2 separate regions of the Homo sapiens genome follow, and region 1 is linked to region 2. Evidence: read pairs that join two places in POLR2A ChIA-PET (ENCODE). Cell type or tissue: PC-9. All regions are shown on one strand.

Region 1 (2,500 bases), 180 kb before region 2:
GGTTCACGCCATTCTCCTGCCTCAGCCTCCTGAGTAGCCAGGACTACAGGCACCCGCCACCTCGCCCGGCGAATTTTTTGTATTTTAGTAGAGACAGGGTTTCACCGTGTTAGCCAGGATGGCCTCGATCTCCTGACCTTGTGATCCCCCCCGCCTCGGCCTCCCAAAGTGCTGGGATTACAGGTGTGAGCCACCGCGCCCGGCCCATAGATTCTTAAGAGTGGTGATGGAATAAAACTTCATGATCTCTTGTCTGCTCGTACGTTAATTTGTGAGAAAGAAGCCACTGAGAGCTGTCATAACTTTACTCATTTAACTGTCACAAAAATGCTGTGATGTCAGTATAGTGATCTTCCACTTTATAGATGATGAAACTAAGGCAGAAAGAGGTGAAATGACTTGCCTAAATTACAGTTAGTGAATGGCAGACCCAGATTCAGGTTGAAGCAGTCTGCTTCTGGAGTGCATGTTCCTGATCACTGTGTCATGCTGCTCACTGCAGTTGTGTCTGGGGTGTTCCAAATATTCTGTCTCCCATTGTCTTCATCAACCATTAACATGTCTGAAAAAGTCCAGTATTTACCTATCTAACCTATATTTCCCCTGTGCCTCTTATAGCCAGAAACAGCCACAATATCTTGACTCACCATCTTTGTCCATATTTTAGGCACAGATATTGTAATAACCATCTGACTCACTCACTTATAAAGCTGAAGCCTTGCTAAGGTTACCTGCAAGTGTTTTTCAAGACTGGGTGTGGGCCAGCAAATCTGTAGGAAAAGTGCTAGTGTGAGGTAGGACCGAAGGATACCTTCTTTGCCTTCACTCAAAGTTGAGCAGAGATTTGGTTGCCAGGTATTGTTTTTCCTGCTCTTAATGTCCTGCTGCTGATGAGCAAGGCCTTTCTGTGTTGCTGCTATGCAGTTATTTCAAGCAGGAAGTCATTCCTAACTATTACCACAGTAAGTGGAGTCTGGGGAAATAGCTAAGGCAACAGGAATGACACTTTTGCTTGAGGACAGCAGAGGCCTAGTTCCTTCTAAGAACCTCAAATAGGAACTGAGAGTCACTCCAGTATGGAGGAATGCATGGAGGCAGGGTAAGGATCAAAGAAATGTTTTAGTCTTGGGGAACCTCAGGCCCCCACAGCCTTGGCTTTAGTCTGAATGAGCACCATGCTTAACAGGCTCTGCCTCCATTTCATATCCCAGCTAGGCTAATAGCAGTGGCAGCAGTAACATTTTTTATATCTTACAGTTTACAAAGTGCTTTAATTTGTACTACTTCATTTTGATCTTCACAACAATCCTGTGAAGCAGGTTATCTACATTTTGCAGATGAGGGAAGAGGTTCAGAGAAGTCCAGAGTATAGTGAAAGAGCTGGGACCTGACTTTCTACTGCCCCTGAGATGACTTAGGGATCATCTTAAATTAGAAACTTTGGGGTCTGGTACCTGTCTTTGTCTTGGTGTGCCCTTCTGGATCAGCAGTAATTCCTAACCTCTGATATACATCAGAAACATCTGGGATGGTTCAAACAATAAAGATGTCTTGACCTTACCTCAGATGTAACATAGAATCACCAAGTCTGGGTGTCTGGTATATGAATTTTGGGGAAGAAAAGCTCCACAGGGAATTCTGATGTGCACCAAAGGCTGAGAATCACTTGCATTCAGAGTTGTATTAAACACATCAGAATAGTCTGATGAATCGCTTCTCGGCCTTTTGGCTAAGATCAAGTGCAGAATAGTCTGATGAGATTTCCTATCCGTCAAAATAAATAACTGTTGCCTTGGAAGAAACAAATCAAGATTTGGTTTCTGCTTTCTAAGAATTTCTAATCTGGCTGGGATAAGACATGTACACAGGCAAAGGGACTCAACACCATGAGACAACATACCAGCCTCTTAGTCTTGAGTAGTCAGAGTGTCAGAGGAGTCCCAACAAGAATCTCAAATGACATGTTTCTAAGTTCTTTCAGGAAGTCTAATTCAGCAATGGAGACATTTCTGGTAGATGTAGGAAAGGACATAGGCAGGTTCAAGTCCGTGGGGTGACCAGCTTGGCTAGAGCAAAGCATTCTCATAAGCAAGATGTGGGAAATAAAGCTTCTCAGGCAGAGGGTGGAAGGGCAGTAGGGAGACATTAGGGTTTTAAAGCAGTATGATGTAATTAGTGTTTTACAACACTACTTTGGGGACAGGGAAAGCAATCAGGAAGCTAGTGGTCAGGTGTGAGGTGATAAGGGGCTGGTGGTGGTAAGAATCAGAAGTTGGAGGCCAGGCGTGGTGGCTCACGCCTGTAATCCCAGCACTTTGGGAGGCCGAGGCGGGCGGATCATGAGGTCAGGAGATCGAGACCATCCTGGCTAACAGGGTGAAACCCCATCTCTACTAAAAATACAAAAAATTAGCCTGGCGTGGTGGCGGGTGCCTGTAGTCCCAGCTACTCGGGAGGCTGAGGCAGGTGAATGGTGTGAACCCGGGCGGCAGAGCTTGCA
Region 2 (2,500 bases):
CAATTATTTGACAGAGATTATTAGTTCTTCTTTATAGGTGAAGAAAATGAGCTTTAGTAAGGGTGAATTGTTCAGGGTCACAGATTTGGTAAATGGCAAAGAGAACTATTATAATTTATGGAATAGTTACTGTGTCAGGCATTGTTTTATCTATGTAGTATTAATATTTTTCTCACATATTGCTCTAATTTTAATTTTTAGTTAAAAAAGCACACTCAAAGGAGAGTAACAATATAAGCAATAGATAACTAAGTATGAATTATCTAAATAGTGGATTCCAACTAACTTTGCAAGTTGCAAAGAGTGATACCAAGTGCTAGAGAAGTTCAAAAGAAAGATGTAGGCTAGAGTCGAAGAAAGACTTTGGAGATAATCATATTTGAACTTGGACTGTGAAGGATAGGTAGGATGGTCTTTTTAAGTAAATGATGATACAGTCATATAGAAAGCTGTGTTTCTGTTTTTGTTTTGTTTTGTTTTGTTTTGAGATGGAGTCTCGCTCTGTCACCCAGGCTGGAGTGCAGTGGCGTGATCTTGGCTCACTGTAACCTCCGCTTCCTGGTCTCTTTGATTTATTCCTTTCCATATTAAAAAAATAATAGTACTCTGTAATAGTCTAGTATCTCATGTATCTGGAGCCTTTGCTTAGATAAAAAGTCTTGCTTTTTTATTTTATTTTTTTGAGACAGAGTCTCACTCTGTCACCCAGGCTGGAGTGCAGTGGCATGATCTCAGTGGTGCAATCTAGGCTTACTGCAACCTCCCAGGTTCAAGCAATTCTCATGCCTCAGCCTCCGGAGTAGCTGGGATTACAGGCACCTGCCACCATGCCTGGCTAATTTTTGTATTTTTAGTAGGCTTTCACCATGTTGGCCAGGCCGGTCTGGAATTCCTGACCTCAAGTGATCCACTCGCCTTGGCCTCCCAAAGTGTTGAGATTACAGGCATGAGCTGCTTATTGTTTTTAAAAGACTAAGGCAGCCGGGCACGGTGGCTCACGCCTGTAATCCCAGCACTTTGGGAGGCTGAGGCGGGTGGATCATCTGAGGTCAGGAGTTTGAGACCAGCCTGACCCCGTTTGTACTGAAAATACAAAATTAGCCAGGCGTGGTTGCACGTGCTTGTAATCCCAGCTACTTGGGAGGCTGAGGCAGGAGAATTGCTTGAACCCAGGCGGCAGAGGTTGCAGTGAGCCGAGATCACGCCATTGCACTCCATCCTGGGCAACAAGAGTGAAACTCTGTCAAAAAAAGAAAAAAAAGACTAAGGCAATCAATCTGTGGATATCATAAAGGACTCAACATTATTTGCTGATCCCTGGGGTATCATTTAAGATTGCTTTGGAAGGAATGGAAGAAATATGAGTTCCAACTAACTTTCCAAGTTGAGTCATGAACTCCTTGATAGGCCTTCTAGAATATATTTAAAGTGTAAATATAATGTATCTATCCATCCATTATCTAAAGTTATTTTTCTGCTAAGTCGTTTATATTTGATTATTATTTTTTACTATGGTTAGTGGAAGAAAAGCAATTTGAAATAACTACTAAAAACCATTGAAACCAAAGATTGAGATTTTTGAGGGGGCAGGGAGATAATCATCAAGAATATATCAGAAAGGATTTAATGGTTGAGGCTTGGTATGATAGCTTATGCCTGTAATCCCAGAACTTTGGGAGGCCAAGGTGGGTCTATCCACTTGAGCCCAGGATTTTGAGACCAGCCTGGGCAACATACCGAAAACTTGTCTCTACACACACACACACAAAATTAGCTGGGTGTGGTGGCATGCACCTGTAGTTCCAGCTGCTAGGGAGGCTGAGGTGGGAGGATCATTTGAGCCTGGAAGGTCAAGGCTGCAGTAAGCCATAGTCGTCCATTGTACTCCATCCTGGGCAACAGAGCAAGACTGTGTCTCAATAAATAAATAAATAAACAAATGATTGCCCTGTACTCAAGGTTAAAATAGGGAATGCTGTATGTGGATTTATTATTCATCAGTTTTTATATTTGAGATGCCTATAATTGCCATGTGTAAGTTAATTTCCACAAGAAGCAGTCATCATTGTAATTTTTTTGAAGGTTTCAAATATACTTTATTTCTTCATTTATGCCATATCTTAATGGGTACACAGTGCTTTTACTTGGCTTCAATTATGAGCTGTTTTTTATTTAATTAATTAATTTATTTTTTTGAGGCGGAGTTTTGCTCTTTTGGCTAGGCTGGAGTGAAGTGGCGCAATCTTGGCTCACTGCAACCTCTGCCCCCACCTCCCCCTTCCACCCCAGCCCCGGGGTTCAAGCGATTCTCATGCCTCAGCCTTCTGAGTAGCTGGGATTGTAGGTACCCGTGACCACACCCTACTGATTTTTCTATCTTTAGTAGAGATGGGGTTTCGCTGTGTTGGCCAGGCTAGACTGGTCTCGAACTTCTGACCTCAGGTGATCCACCTGCCTCAGCCTTCCAAAGTGCTAGGATTATAGGCATGAGCCACTGTTT

Evidence for each region. ChIA-PET counts read pairs that join two places held together with the same protein. Peaks named below come from ENCODE experiments on the same cell type or tissue, not always from the same donor. Only the 100,000 strongest peaks of a DNase experiment are listed, where the experiment ranks them.
Region 1: POLR2A ChIA-PET joins it to region 2 with 6 read pairs; 2 of 35 experiments call an interaction of 5 or more read pairs at or near these places.

What each region holds. Positions count from the first base shown.
Region 1 is chr1:46,287,185-46,289,684 of GRCh38, reverse strand. All of the region lies in intron 3 of LRRC41 (leucine rich repeat containing 41), which reads left to right. Among named protein-coding and RNA genes, the nearest start is that of LRRC41, 15 kb to the left of the region's middle. In PC-9, no CTCF peak of the experiment used is centred here; a DNase peak (open chromatin) is centred at 954; H3K27ac peaks cover 2,172 bases.
Region 2 is chr1:46,105,540-46,108,039 of GRCh38, reverse strand. The region is part of intron 1 of P3R3URF-PIK3R3 (P3R3URF-PIK3R3 readthrough); the gene reads left to right. The region is part of intron 1 of PIK3R3 (phosphoinositide-3-kinase regulatory subunit 3); the gene reads left to right. Among named protein-coding and RNA genes, the nearest start is that of PIK3R3, 26 kb to the left of the region's middle. In PC-9, no CTCF peak of the experiment used is centred here; no DNase peak of the experiment used is centred here.